2 separate regions of the Homo sapiens genome follow, and region 1 is linked to region 2. Evidence: chromatin loops called from intact Hi-C (ENCODE). Cell type or tissue: heart left ventricle. All regions are shown on one strand.

Evidence for each region. Hi-C counts contacts between places; a loop is a spot of excess contacts. Peaks named below come from ENCODE experiments on the same cell type or tissue, not always from the same donor. Only the 100,000 strongest peaks of a DNase experiment are listed, where the experiment ranks them.
Region 1: a loop joins it to region 2, with 2.3 times the contacts of the local background. A loop is called at or near these places in 5 of 110 quality-filtered maps.

The regions. Positions count from the first base shown.
Region 1 is chr11:130,649,064-130,657,063 of GRCh38, reverse strand. No RefSeq gene overlaps it. Among named protein-coding and RNA genes, the nearest start is that of MIR8052, 14 kb to the left of the region's middle. In heart left ventricle, no CTCF peak of the experiment used is centred here; a DNase peak (open chromatin) is centred at 3,023; H3K27ac peaks cover 4,165 bases.
Region 2 is chr11:130,722,128-130,730,127 of GRCh38, reverse strand. LOC105369575 (a long non-coding RNA gene) reads right to left here and starts at 6,709. Exons shown (of 4, transcript XR_007062954.1): 1 at 6,543-6,709; 2 at 3,848-3,985; 3 at 2,822-3,579; 4 at 1-594. In heart left ventricle, no CTCF peak of the experiment used is centred here; DNase peaks (open chromatin) are centred at 3,267, 3,637 and 3,887; H3K27ac peaks cover 1,255 bases.

The DNA of each region.
Region 1 (8,000 bases), 73 kb after region 2:
GATATTTTTGCTACGTAAAGAATTCTAGGGGGGCTTTTTTTTCCTTTCAGTACTTTAAAGAGGCTTTTCAACTGTCTTCTGACTTGCATTGTTTCCAGAGAGAAATCTGTCATCCTTACCCTGTTCCTCTGTATGTAATATGTCTTTCTCCAGTGGTTACTTTTAAAATTTTTCTCTTCATAATTGGTTTTAAAAAATTTAAACACTTTAACATTTAACCATTTTTATGTGGTTTTCTTTGTGTTACTTGTGCTTAGGATTTGTTGAACTTCTTAGGCCTGTGGCTTTGCAGTTTTAATCAGATTTGGGGAAAAATTGAGCAATTTTTAAGTTTGATTCTAGAATGTGGCTAGGTTACTCAAAAACAGTTGGTCTTTTCAGGACTTGCTTTAAACTTCGTTAGCTGGGACCAGAGCTGCATTTAGCCTAGGGATAATTTTTCCCACTATTGAGGTAAGACACTTCTTAGAATTGTAGCTGATGCCCCTTAAATCGGGTTTTCAACTGTGGCTTTTGGAAACAGACTGTCTGTAACATTCGGTTACTGTTTCCTCTAATCCTCTCAAGGTGATTCTTTCCCCAGCCTTGGATAATTTCTCACATGCATGGCCTGATTCACGCTCAACGGAGTACTTGACAGGAATCTCCTGAATATCTCTGGAATTCTCTCTGCCTGGATCTCTCATTTATGGTGGTTGTTCTGTGGAAATTCTAGCTGCCTTGGCTTCCCTGGACTCCTAATTTTGTCTTCCCAACTCAAGGAAACATCTGATTCTTACCTGCACTGTGACCTGAATATTTTTTGCAGGTTGCAAGCTGGAGTAATCACAGGGCTCCCCTCCTACTTTTCCTTTGTCACTTGATGGTCAATGTCCTGAGTGTCATTGTTTCATACATTTTGTCCAGTGCTGTAGTTGGGTCAAGTGTGAGGGTAAATCCAATCCCCATTACTCCATCTTGACTGGAAGTGGAAGACGCTTAGTTACTTTTTATATCTCAACTCTTTAAGGAACCTTCTCCCTTTCTTGCCAGATCATGTCTGATGTCCCCAGCTGTGCACATCATGGAACCCTGTATTTTTTCCTCTGGGTTAATTATAACAACGGTAAGTAAATAATTTGTACAAATTGTTGAAGTGAGACAAATTTGCAGTCTTCCTCCTCCCATTTGAGGGAAACTAAAAACAACATAATTTAATCAGAACTGTAATTATTTCCCAAATTATAAATAGAATAACCATTAAAAACTGAAGTTACTGTGGTGTGATTCTTCCAGGCTTGATCAGAACAGGAAAGAGCCTGGGGCCCTTTCACCCACTAATGAGGTCCTATCATTCCCAAGGGACTAAGCCAGAAAGGCCTGCTAATACAGAAATATTATTTTTCCATCATGGGATTTAACTATCTGGACACTAAGAAAAGCTTATGTTTATCTTAGAGTGATATCTTTAGCTAACATACCACTTAAGTCGGGAACCAGCAGGTCACAATTTCACTGGTAGGTACAGGATCTACTTACACACTCACTCATGGGCTGTGTAGCCTGAGAAACTTAGAGTCAGTGAACATCTGTGCTCATCTAGTTAATGCTAATTGAGACTGAAGATTGAAAGGAAGAACCTAGAGCCTCAGCCAGTGGAGGAAATGTATTTTTCCAGAGAAAACATTTGAGAGGTGGCAGATTGAGAGGCTTAAAGAAGAAATACACATGAATATAAAAGTGAACCTGACAGCCAGGTCGGAGAAGGATGTCTTCCTTGTGAAGGCCCAAGATAAAGTCTCTTTCCTTTGTGTAATAAAATAGGAAGTTCTAAGTACAGTTTCAGGCTTTGTCCTTTTGAGTTGGAATGTTTCCTTCTGAGATCACCACAACTCTTCCATAAGGAACGTCACGTATGTACCACAACCCATTGTGTTGCGTGGGGAAAGGAGTGCTCCTCTGTATTCCTTTCTTGGATCCAGTGGAGAAGTGGGCTGCAGCTCCATAGGCAGGTTTGGATGCTGGGCCATTCACGGCTGTCAACAATAGAGAGGCTTATGACCCTGTAGGCCCCGGAGAAGATATTGCAGAGACATACTCCAAATCTCTTAATTGCCTTATAGTTTATGGAATACTACCATTTGAAGGAAAAGAAGTGGTTGCAACAACACCTGAACTACCTTTTTTAATATTTTCCCCCAAATAGACTATGTGTTCTGATATGGCAAAGACTGCCTGTCTTATTTGTAATGATATCCCCAGCTGTTATTTCAGTGTCTGGTATGTTAGAGGAACTTAGAAAATATGGGATGGATGCATGAATCTAAGTGTTAACCAGAAAATTCTCATACCCTCTAACAAATTTGGACAATGAACACAACAGGGACAGAACATGAAACCCAGGTCTAGCTTTCTAGTTCTAGACCATTTACTCTCCTTGTTAGCTGGGCTTTAGGAAGCAGAATTGGAAGATGAAAAGATGATCCTTCATGCAACTTAGGGACTCTTCCCAGCACATTTTGCTGCATTTCTCTGCCAAACCCTAAAGCCCCAAGACTCCTCTTAGCTCAGTAACACCTGTGCATTTCCTTAAATCCATTTCCAGAGTTGATAAATATACAAGGCAGAACAGAGTGGTGCAGCTCAAGGAAGTAAGCATGAGGATAATGGGTCCCTGTGCCCTGGAAATCTGGCACCAGTGGACTGTGTTAATTAGGTGCAAAGAAGCCATCTGGTCAATTTAGTTTTAATCTCATCAAGTTTTTTGAAAAACATTTGCCAGTGATGGGGCGTGAAGGGAAAATTTAAAAATAGTATAATTAGATGTGATGCCAGGAAGTCCTTGTCACGTGCCATCCAAGAGCAAAGAAGGAAAATGAAGAAGAAATTGCAAATACAATTAAATAAATACACCAAAATAAATGATAACAAAGCCAAGCAGACCTTGGCCTCAGTCCCTGCATTCTTCTAGGCAGTTCACTGCACTCTGTGTGCCGAGTTGCTTGGCAGGCTTTGCTTAGCTGGGCTGGGTTCAGCAGTGCTCAGGAATGTGAGTGGGAAGAGGTCGCCAGGCACCATTGCCCTGGCAGAGTGTCACTGAGTGTCACTGAGAGGGTGGAAGGGGTGGGACTGATATAAACCAGGCAGTGTCCTGCTGTCTGTGCACCCTGTACTGTGCTAGGTGTACCTGACCACCAAGACACAGTTACTCTCCACCTCTCTCCCCCGGGAGGAAAAAAGCTGCAGGGAGCATCTCTAAAGCTGAGCTTGTCTACCTGAATTATTCCATACCTAATGACCACTATTCAGCAAGTGCCTTGCATTCTCTAATCCCTGAAAACGTATGCAAAAAAAAAAAAAAAGTTTTACGTAGATGCCAGATTCTTGCATTTAATGGGGCAGCACCAGGAAGTACTAGAGATCCTTAACTTCAAGAGCAGGGGTCACTTTAAGATCTGCTGCCAGGCCAGGTCCAAATTCACAGCATCAAATCTTCAAAGACGGAACCAAGAGGGATCCCCTCTATTGCTCTACCCAGAAATACATTCAGAACCAAAGCTACCGAGTCAATGGCAAGTTACCAGTTTCTCTCTACTTCTTCTGTTCTGCAGCTGAGGCATTATCTATAGAACGTGTTTCTACAGCACAATAGTGCCAGCCTTAGAGTCCAAAGGCATGGGTCTGTGTCTAGATCCATGACTAGCTGAATCCACTGGCAGGTCACTGAAAGTCTATGAGCTTCAATTTGTTCATATATAAAACAAGATATATTTTCTCACCATTCTAAATGATAAACTGGCAAACATCTGTATGTTAGGTGTTATTATTGTTAAAGCTCTTGGAAACATACTGGAAGTACTCAAAGAAAGTATGTAGCAACTGCTGTGCCCTGGCTCAGTGTCAGGAGCATGAGTTCTGTTGCCTCATTCTGGGTGATTTGCTTCACTTCTCTGAGCTTCTATTGCTTCATCTGTAAAATGAGAGGGTGGGACTAGATTTCATACCAGTCTAGGCTTATCTGAGGCCCCTTACAACACCAGCTTCCCAGTGTACATAAAAGCTCATCTTGGGAAGACTGACTTACAACCCCAAAGACTGTATGCCCATAGCTCAGAATCTCCACATCTAGATGGGGGTTGGCAAACTACAAACTGCTGGGCCAAAGCCAATCCAACTGCCAGTGTTTGTGAATAAAGTTTTATTGAAACACAGCCATGCTCATTCATTTACTGCTGCCTACAGCTGCCCTCATGCTACGACAGCAGTGTAGTAGTTCGGTTAGTAACCACATGAAAGCCAGGCCTAAAATATTTACTGTCTTTCCCTTTATAGAAAGTTCACCATCCCTTGTTGTAGATGGTTGCTGGGTGATTTCAGCAAAAATATCAAACCACGTCTTACTTTCTTTTTTAAAAAAGTACGAAACATGGATAATCTGAGATACGTTGATGCTTTCTTTGGACAATCTAAGACACTGCTTAGGTGCATTAACATCACATAATAATAACAACAATAAACCTACTCAATCAACAGGTCTATTATTGGGAGGGAAGGGACATTTATACCTTTGGCATTGTTTTTACCAGACAGAAAACTTAATTAGACAAGGGTTTTATTCATAAGAAATAAGGCCTATGTTACATTCATAAGGATAAGGGGAATACAAACTTCTCTTAAAAACTAGATGAGCAGGCCGGGGGCGGTGGCTCATGCCTGTAATCCCAGCACTGTGGGAGGCCAAGGCGGGCAGATCACGAGGTCAGGAGATCGAGAGCATCCTGGCTAACACGGTGAAACCTTGTCTCTATTAAAAATTAATCAGGTGTGGTGGCGTGGTGGCGGGCACCTGTAGTCCCAGCTATGCAGGAGGCTGAGGCAGGAGAATCGCGTGAACCTGGGAGGCGGAGCTTGCAGGGAGCAGAGATCACGCCACTGCACTCCAGCCTGGGCGACAGAGGGAGACTCCGTCTCAAAAAAAAAAAAAAAAAAAAAAAACTAGATGAGCAGAGGGCAGAATGAGTATGGGAGAAATTAATCTTTATTCTTATAGACAAATCAACTCTACCCTGGAGTGGAAGTTCTTCATCATTTTCTAGCTCATCTCATCCTCGTTCATGGGGAAATCAGAGTCTATCTTCCTGTCACTCCCACTATCCTCTCCTCCCCAAAACCCAGCAAAAACCGCTGAACCCAGAGCTTAACGGAAAGAAGGAAAAACAGTGAATTCTTGCAAGGTCTGAGGCTCTAGAATGTGCAAGGCCCAACAATGAGCGAGAGAACTAATCCATTATCCCATTATCCTATAGAGGGGCAATGAGTCCCAGCGAAATGCTGAGTGCCACCCCCTCGATCACCAGCCCCCTCCCCAACCCCCCGCCAACACAGGGACTTTGGCACAAAGAGTCTGAAACAAGAAAGTAATGGGAAGTGACAGAAAGATAGGAAACAAAGGCACAGCCATCCAGGTGGGGCACTCTCTGAGCGTTTAGTGGTCGGCCTTCTCCCAAGTAGTGAAATCAACCAAGTAGCTAAATCAACATGGGATGGTGTGTGTGTGTGTGTGTGTGTGCGCACACATGCACCTCTGCAGTTCCTATGCCCAAGGGAGGGTGTTACCCTCCATACCAGTTATTGCTGTATAACAAGCCAGCCCAGTGATTTATCAGCTCACAAATCTATACATAATTAAGTTGGGTTGAGCTGAGCAGTTCTTCTCCTAGTCTCTCCTGAATCATTCATGCAGCTCTAGTCAGCTGGAGGATCAGCTGGGGGCTGGCTGGTCTAAGATGGCATCATCTGCCCTCCTGGCAGTTGGTGCTAGCTGCTGCCTACGCTTTATGCCTCTAGCTGCTCTGTGGGGGAGGAAGGGTCTGCAGCAGCAAGAGAAGGCAAGTCCCAATGCACAAGCACCTGGCAAGCCTCATGTCCCATCACATTTGCTAACATCACGTTCACCAAAACTAGCTCCCTGGCCAAGCCCAGTTTGAAGGAGTGAAGTAAGCCTCCACTTCATGGTGGCAGAAACAGCAAACTTGCCGTGCACAGGACATGCACACGGGGATGGGAGGAATCTGTGGTCATATTTAACAATCTATCACGCCATCCTAATTCTGAGTCCACAGAGGATGAAGTTGAGATTGGAACATGTCATGTATCTGCATGTTGTTAAGCTGTGAAGCATCAGAGGAAGGACTCTGGTCTTTGGAGTGAGTCAGAGAAACTTGGGATCAAAGCCTAGCTTCACTGCTTGCTTACTGTGACACCAAACATACCACTTAATCTGAGTCCATTTCCTCATTGGTAAAATGGTGGTGGTGTTATCTACTGCCCAGAGTGGAGTGCCTGACACAGTACCTGCCACAGAGGTCATCGAGGGTCTCAACTTCCACCCGCAGTTATCTGTGGCTCCGCGGATGAGTATGTTTCATGGTCAGCAACTCTAATGGGGCGAGAGTGCAGGGGCTTGGCTTTTCTGAGCAAGGAGTTTAGTGTCTGATAAATAGCAACACACTCATCTCCTATGTGCAGCTTCTCACATCAAAACCCACATGCCATGTGGAACTGTTTGGGCTCGGAGGGCCTGAATGCCTGAGGGCCCTCTAGACTTCAGTCTCTGAGAGGCCCCAACTCACACCACCCAGGAAGGAGAGAAGTGGGGCAATCGGGCGAGGGGCATTAACCTCTTAAACGCTGACTTTCTCCATTGTCCAGTCTTACAGATTGGGCCGTCAAGAAACTGTGTCCACACAGAAAGGGGTTTGGCAGAGGGAGAGGCCTGATCTTGTCTAGATTCTATTAAGGGGCTTGCACACAGACATTCAGCTTTGGAGCTAACCACAAGAAGGGCACTTGGAGGGCTCATGCCGGGCAACGGTGAATTTGCCAGAAAACTGGAAGTCACAGAGCACTAGCATTTGAGAAAGAAGGGTTCAGAGATACACAGCTGTGGCTCCCAAGCACAGAAAAGAACCTAAGCAGGGTCGGCCGTGGCTTGTGGCAGCCAGCAGTGAGAATCCTAAGAATACTCCACAGCCAGCATGTAAATGTGCTTGCTGGCAAGAGGCACACTCATCATTAAAGTGCTTTGGGGACATTAGAAGATATGTTTATGTAAGGCTCTGAGTGGTTCTTGGATGCAACACCAGGGCCTTAAAATGGCATGTCTGTGACAGGGGTTGTGTGCTTGTTGCATCAACAACCAAGATCTGGAGACGTTAGGCACAACAGTTTCTTAGTAAGTACACCAGAGGTGCAGTCTCAAAAATTTTAGGCATTTGAATGGAAAAAACCCAGTTGCCCAAATTGCTGAAGTGGTTGGGTTGACTGATTTATTTAGGTTTCCCAGTTTTACCCCTAGAAGCTCCCACAGCTCAAGAAATCCCTCAGCCCATGCAAACCAGGATGTTGGTCACCCTAAAGGCCGATAGCTCCTAGTTACCAGCAGTCAACCATCCAAGAGCTAATTTAATCCTGGACACTCAATGAGTTGCTTTAAGGATCTTGTGGCAGCAATAAATTAAACAATGAAAGAAAGACCACCTTGTGCTGTGTCTAGATTGGGCCTCACCTGGCATATTAGCCCCCCAGAGCAAATAGTGTGTGTGTGTGTGTGTGTCTGTGTGTCTTTGTGTGTGCACATGCATGCGTGCACTCACAGCAGCGTTGGGGGGATTTATTTTAAGGAATGGACTCACAGGACAGTGGAGACTGGCAAGTCCTAAAGCTACAGGATGGGCTGGCATTCTGGAGACTGAGGAAAAGTCGATGTTGCAGTCTTGTTTCTGAAGGTCGTCTGGAGGCTGAGATTCCTCTTCCTTGGGGATGTCAGTGTGTTTGCTCTTAAGGCTTTCACAGGATTGGATGAGGTCCACCCATATTTTCATGTGATCTACTCAGTCTAGTGATTTAAATGTTAATCTCATCTGAGAAATATCTTCACAGCAACATTCAGATGTGCTTGACAAAATAGCTGAGTATGGTGGTCTAGCCACATTGACACAGAAAAATTAACCATCACACTT
Region 2 (8,000 bases):
AAACACAGAGAGAAGGTCTAACAAACATGCAATTGGCATCCCAGAAGGCAAAGAATAGAGAATGAGAAAGAAAAAGGAGTCAAAGTTCTGCAGAGAAAGATGTATTACACTCGGATTCGGAGGTCCAACGCTGGTCATTTCCCTTACTCATTGATTAGCATTGGGCAAATCCCTTATCTCCTCTGATCTTCCTTTTTCTCATCTGTAAACTTGAATTAGTAATATTTATTTCTCAGAACTTTTAATGACATCATCTATAGATAACAAAGCTACAAGGTGAATTTTTAAAAAATTATGTTCATTATTTTCATCATTATTATGTTTTCACTCAGTTACTCTAGTGAAACAGCATGCCATCATTATCCCTAGTACACTTCAGGATAAAATTACCTATGAGCCAAAATGAAAATTAAATTTTACCTAGGTTGTGTCTCCTCTTCATTCTAAATTTAGTTTTTATTTTTATTGCATGTGTCTTCATATTTTTCCCATTTCTGTAACAGGCAAGTTCTATTCCAGAAATCACTGAATACTCAAGTTAGGGGGATGGCAAAGGATTTCCTTCTGGAGGCCATTTCTTGGGACTTGAAATTCCTGGGCAGAGGGCACAAGAGACAGAGTGGAAAATATGCCCCCAGCTTGAGTTAGGGAGGGCTGAATTCATTCATATTTCTTAATCATTTAGTTTCCAGTCACATTAGAACTGAGTGAAAGCCCAGAATTGTATCAGGAAGGGTGTACCCATCAGACTGATGAAAATTGCATGCAATTGTGAGCATATGTGTATGTTTATATGCATAGAAAAAAAAATTCCTAATGGAACTCATGCCTGGGAAATAAGATTTTAGATGGAAGATTTGTAACTACAGAAACCCACATGTCCAGTTTGCTGATTTTTATCTATCTGGTAGAATTCTAAACCACAGTCTCCAAATCAGTTTATACTCTTGTTGTTGTTGTTTCTACAAAGAAATAAATAATAAAAGATAGAGATTGAGCAGGTGGGAATAAAACAATAGGAAAAAGAAAAGGATGGAGAAGAAAATGAAAGCAGCGATGTCTGCTGGGGTTGCCAAAACAAAATCACAGGCCACGTAGCTAAAACAACAGAAATTTCTTCTGTCACAATTCTGGAGTCTGGAAGTCTGCCAGCAGGGTTGGTTTCTTGGGGGCCTCTTTCTCTGGCTTGCAGACAGCTGCCCTCTGCCTGGGCTTGTCCACTGGCATTACTGATGTCTCTTTTTCTAATAAGGATGGCAGTCATATTGCATTAGGACCACACCCATGGGCCCCAATTGAACCTTCATTACCTCTTTAAGGTTCTAATTTAACCTTCATTACCTCTTTAAGGGTCACATTGGGAGTTAGGGCTTCAACATACACATTTTGAGGGGACACAGTTCAGACCATAACAAGCAGAGTGAAATAAGGGTGAAGTGTGAGTGAATGGCCTCATAGCTGAAACGCTTGGCTGCATCCACACCAGCACCACATTGACCAACCCAGCAGGTGAGAAAGCTGCAGACCTTTGCTGCTTCTCTTTATTGAGGGTTTAGAATTTAGGTTAGTGAGAGTCCGTTGGTTTTGTCAGCTGAGGTGCATGGGTTTGGGGTCCTGAGTCTCTTCTCTTCTCACTTTTCTGATGCTCCACTCTCTGTTTTTTCCAAATCCTACCTTCTGAGTAATTGAGAATTCTAGACATTCTAGGTATGCCTCCAAAATCAAGCTACCAAACTCTGGGTGAGCCATGTGTAGGACGGTGAGCCACAGGACACCTGCTGTAGGCATCGAATTCCTGAATGGTGGGACACTGTGTGTCTCTGGCCCTATTCCCTCTCCAGGACAAACCTCACCCTTTCCTGCAAATGTACTCAAAATAGTACATTTATCCACGTCAATTCAGCAAAGGCTGCAGATCCTGGGACTACAGTATCTCAGACGCTGTTCTCAGCGAGCTCATGGTCCAGTGGAGAGCACAGACAAACAGCAAGGCAGGAGAAATCGCCTCTGAAGAGCCCAGGGAGCAGCGCGGGTGAAAAGCAGGGTGAGAGCAGGGCCTTCGGATTGGGAGAATCAGGACTCGCTTCAAGTAAAGCACTTTCAGCTATGAGGCCATTCACTAACCCTTGGGGAGGACGTGGAACAATGAACAGGAATTTGGGGAAAGGGTGGAGTGTAGGATGGACGGGACTGAGTGTGAAAGAGGCAAGGGTGAGCTATTCCACTCGGATGGAAAGTGTGAGTGAAGTCACAGAAGCAGGGCTGGCTGCAGCAGAGAAATGTCTTCTGAATCAGCTAGTGAGCTGCTCATGACCATCAGCCTGCTGCTTTATCAACATGTTTTTGAACAAAACTGCAAATCTGAAATTGACACTTCACCCCCTTCACCAAGTTTGGCTCTGAGTTACCTTCAGATTCCTATGGAATTCCAAGCTACCCTCGAAGGACTAAGGCTTGCCTTGATTGAGGATATATATAAAAATATTATTTATGTGCCTGGGGCTCAGAAAGCAATTTCCAAAGAGAATTTCTAAAGCTGTTCTGAGCATTATATAGCCTCTTGAGATTATGGATTTTTTTCCAAACATATAACAGAACTCTACACATCCTAATGAAAGTTCACAGCAGTAACATCACTCTTTTGTCTGCCTCTTACATCCTAGCACTTCTGGAGTCTGCAGGGCACATGAAGGAGTATAAGACCTGAGTTTTGCTCTCATTAAGCTCACAGTCTCTGCAAAATCAATCCTGCCAGAGGGAGAGCTTGGCAGTCCCTCCATCCCGTTATTAAAGTCTTTCCACAGCTGGTTCCCAATCTTACCTGGAGGGGTGGGTATAACATAGTAGTAAGGCACATGGGAGCCAAATAGACCAGGGTCTGAGTCCCATCTCTGTTTCTTGCAGGCTGTGTGATCTTGGGCCAATTGCTTGACCTCTCTGAGGCTCAGTGTTCTTTTCTGTGATGATAATAGATATAATAACTACTTCATAAGGTCCTGTGAAGATTAAATGAGCTGTACACATGAAACATGCAGCACTTTACCTGGAACAAAGGTCGGGCTTTCGTGACTATCCCGGGAGAACCAATTAAGGCCAATGCAAAATGCACAGAAGGGAGGTAGACACTGTCCACCCAGGTTAGGCCCCACCTGCTCCCTGCCACCAACCAAAAGAAGAGTGGGACCCCTGCACTTGCCAAACTGCTCTCTCCTCTGCTCTGCACAGGACTCCTGCAGCAGCAGGATGTCTCCCAGGTCCCCAGCGGCCTGCTACGTCACCGACACTGCTTGTCCATGCCATTGTACGAGGCAGTTGTGCAGCTGCAGGCTGCCCCAGGCCAGCCAATGGTTAGTGTAGAACTCGGCTCTTGCTACTTTCCTGACAAGCACGGATTTTTACTGCTTTACCTCAATCTGGCCGTCTCCTCAGACCTTTGCACACACCAGGAGTGTCAAGATCTAAGGTCAGCTCCTGGGGCTTCAAGAGTCACCTCTGTTTTCCTTCCACTTCCCCAGCAACTCTACAAGGGCTGAATGCATCCTGTTTCAGGAAACCCTGGAGGAGGGAGACCCCGAGTGCCTATGGATACATTAAAAGGGAAGAAAGAAAGTGCAGAGCTGGTTGGGTCACTGCCGCCCGGCCAGGGGCGGAAAGGAGCCACGTGGTGCTGTACAAGTGTTTCCATTCAGGATGAGTCACAAACCCTGGACCCTGAAACAACTTGGCAAATGGAAAGCCAAAGGGATTGTTCTTGATGTCTGTGTGGGTCCCCACTGCCAAGTTTCAAATACCATCTCCCTCCACACTCCCCTTTTACGCTCAGGGAAGGACAGGCGCATGTACTGACCTGATCCCACTTGCCCAGGAAGCTGGCTGCAGGGCAGGATGGGGGCCTCTCTGGGGCATCTGTAAAGGGTGAGCTTCTTTATAGAGCTGGGTCAGGCTGGCTGCAGCCCATGCACCAGTCCTCTGAGGTGTCCTGAGCCTGGAGAAGGGGTGCCTGGGTGAGTGTAGGAAACTGCAGTTTCAGAGGAAGAGGTGACTCACCAACAGTATGCAATGCTGCATTCAGTAGGCATGGCACCTGCCCTTCCGAAGCTTATGCTGAAGTGACTAGAAAATTACAGTCTTCCCATATGTATGTCATACTCTCGCCAGGGTTTTCATGTAAGAAGACCTCTGTCCTCAAACCCTTTCTGCTGTTTCCCCTAAACATGTCCTGCTCTCACCTGACCTCTGCACGTCCTCTCCTACCCTCAGGCTTCAGACCTTGCCAGCTCTGCCTGCAGGTGCAAGAGCCTCCTAAATGCTGTTCCTGCTCCTGTCCTTACCTCACCCTATCTATTCTCTTCAAAACAGCCAGAAGGAACTTTTAGAAATGTCAGTCAGATCAGGTCCCCTCATAGTTTAAAACCCCTTCCACAACCTGCAAGGCCCTCCATGGTCAGGGCCTTCCCCACCCTCACTGCTGCATTTTGCCTTTCTGGAACAGAACCAAGTTTGCTCAGGGCCTTTGCAGTTGCTGTCCCCGGCGCCTTATCTCTCAACAGCTCCCTTTGTCACTCAAATCTCACTTCAGTTGTGACCCTTTCAGAAAAGGCTTCCTTACCACCCCCACCCCAACTCCCAAAGCACCAACATTTTCTCTACAGGCAGAAACTATACAATTAAAAACACATAAACAGAATTTAATAAGTTTAGAATAAGATAGTAAGCTCTGCAAGAGTGGCTCCCATCTCTCCTGTTAATCGCACAGAATCGGCACTCAGTATTTACAGAATAAATCCTACCCCATGCAAGTTAGGGTGCCTGCATTTCTTGGTGGAAGAGCCTGGAAGTTTCCTGCCCAGGCAGGGTGGGGCTGGGCGAGCTGGGCCATAGGCAGGAGAAGCCCAGTGAGGACGTGGAGCTGCAGAGTCCCTGCCTGGAGTGCAGCCCCCACCTTGAAGGGATTCTCAGGGAACTAGAGGCCATTGCTGCCCAGTCATTGGCTGAATCTGGTAGTTGCTTGTTCTCCCAAGTTCCTCTCTCCACGAAGCTCCTTGAATGTACATTCAGGAATTTATCATCATGGCACTTTTTTTGTCTGTTTCTAACCTATAATTCCATATATATATATATATATACACACACACACACAAGGGCTCTGGAATAGATCTCTAAATTCCCTTCAGAGCCAGCATTTGATGGTTTACGTGAAAATGTGTTCCACCTGGAATCAGGGTGCATTTGGGTCAAGCCTTTAAGAAAACAATTCAGGCTTAGCTGGGACATCCAGAAGAGATTATAGACGCTCCTGCACAGCGGGCATCCCAGCTAATGGGGCTCTCACGCACCTGACCCGAGCGCAGTGTGAAACAGCACCAGATGATGATGAGGCCCATATCCTGACCCCTCCAGGGCTCAGTATTTAGCTTCCCTGTGCTTAGTTTTCTCTTCCTGGAATGTCTCCACTCTAAGCAGAGACACCATTAAAAAGGGTTTTAAATTGAGCAATGAGAAACATTCTCTGCATGAGATTTTAAAGTCCACACGTGAGACTGGCGGTTCTTCAGCTCAGAGGCACCTGGGGTGCTTGTTAAAAGTGCAATCTCCGGCTCAGTTCCAGAGTGCTGACTCGGTGCACTGGTGGCACCTAAGAATCTCTATTCATGAAGCTTCCAGTGATTCTGGCGCAGAGTTTGTGGTGGAAAACTACCCACACTCAGTGTGACAGAACCTGTGCCCTGCAGAGACATGGGTTAGACAGGCTCTAGGGCTCTTGCCTTGCCCGTCTCTTGAGGCTGTGGGAAACACAGGAGGTTCTGAGCAGGCTCTTCGTGTGTGCCTCTAGCAACTGAGTTCCAGAACCCTCAGTCACCTGAAGGGCCTGTCTACATGATGCCAGGTAGCTGGACAGTTAGAGAAGGCAAGGCCATTCATTTCCAGAGCTACAGGATTAGTAAACCCAACTTCTAGTACACGAAAATTCTTCATCTTTAGGTGAGGGAACACACGAGAGGATTACCTTCAGGCTATCAAACCTCCAGAAAACGACCTATGACTTCTGGCTGTCCCTTCCTCTCCTATTGAGCCAGCTGAAGGAATTTAAAGAATAGCAAGCTTGACTCTGCCCAAAGGGGTATTTTCCTCATCTCTTCAGAGAATTTGGTTGCTCTACTCCCACTATTTAGAGGTTATGGCAGGAATTTCAAAGCTCTTTTAACAAGTCTGTTATCCACCTTCATACACAAACCTACAAAACCAAATTCATGGTGCATCTGTCCCCAAGGTTAGAGAATTCGACATGTAGGTAAAGAGTCATTAGAGCACATTTCCCAAGAGCAGACCCACTGTTTCTCACTATCCACACAACCAAGAGCCTGCAAGAATACTGAAACCCTCCACCGGGGACGGGGACAGTCCAGAACCCATGCAGCATTATTCATTATGCACCAGAGAAACTGACCCACCCGCAGGAACAGCCGCATGAGCTCTTTCAGGCCTGACCCCTGAGAATTCTCTCCACAAGCAGACCCAGTACCTCCCCAGGGCTCACCCACCTTAAGGGATCCATCTGGGACAGATGGGGAGAAGTCAGCCCTCACAGAACTTCTACCAATCTGTGGGTCCACAAAGCCCTAGAGGAAGAAAATCCAAGGCTCAGGACTTCTTTTGTCTTCATGGTGAGCCTTCTCCTCCTCTCTGCTCTTACAGTTCCACCTCCAGCCTATAAAAAATAAAAAGCTGGGAGAATGAGAGCGAGCAAGGAGCATTCTTCCCATCGTGGCCCTTCCCACACAGGCACCAGGAGTACCTTTGGGCCACAGCCAGTAGAATATGTCTAGCATCGCCATTGATGCAAGGAGCAAACTTCTTGGGCGCTAGGCCCAGGCAGCTCTGAAGACTCCGAAGAGTAAGAGTCCAGTGAAAGGGTAATGATGTTCATAAATCATCCAGATGTCAGCACCAGGACAGGAGGTGCACCCACCCAAACTGCAAGGCCAAGGTCATGAGCATCCTACCCTTCAGGGAGAGAACAAAGAAGACACGCTGCTGATGCAACCCATGGGCAGGGATGGGCGAGGGGCACTTTCTAGAGCCAGCGGGTTCTGGTCCCCAGACATACCACTGAGAGCAATAAATGCACCGGCTCTGTTGGATCTCAGAGAAGAACTACCAGATTTCTTTCATTTAAGCAGTAGAAGCATTGTTGGCAAGATAATCCTTGCATTTTCTTGTTGAGTTCCAGAAGCCGTTACTACATACCAGTGAGCCGAAATAGCTAGAATTCTAGAGTCATACGGGACCCTATAGATGTGGGACCCAAGGACATATGTCCACAGAGAGAAGGTATCACAAAGAGAGGACTGGGCGATGGTGAACTGGAGGTGCAGATGCCATGGAAAGTTTCCAGCCCTGCTCAGCCCCAGTGCTAACCCACTGTTACCACGCAAGAAATTGGTGCCAGGTTTGTCAGAGCTAATGATTTTTCAATATAAGCCCCAAATTCAGATTTTTATGTGAAATTTCCCAATTTTAAAATGTTGGCAACAAACTCAACGTTATTTAAAACACGGTACAGGCCAAATTAAACCCATCTGGGGAATGGCAGATGTGGCCCCTGGACCTGCAGCTCATGACTTATGATATGCATCAATTATTTCACAACCAGTCATGATAATAGCTGATGTTAATTGAATGCTTCACACATATTATTACATTTAGTCTGTACAGTTGAGGAAATTAAGTTGATAGGAGAACAGGTAACTTCTTCAAGTCTGCATGGCCATATAAGTGGGGGAGCCAGGACAAATCCAGGTCTGACTAATGTCAAGTGCTCTTAGCCATTAGTGATACTGCAGTTTCAGGAACAAACTGTAGTTGCCCTTAAACCCATTCATTCCAAGGGATGGCATGCTGAAATTGACAATGGGTATTTGAACTGCTTAGTGTTTCCGGGAGGGCAAGACCCGGAAAGACAGGCTTACAAAAAAGAAGCTACCATCTTGCCCGTGAAC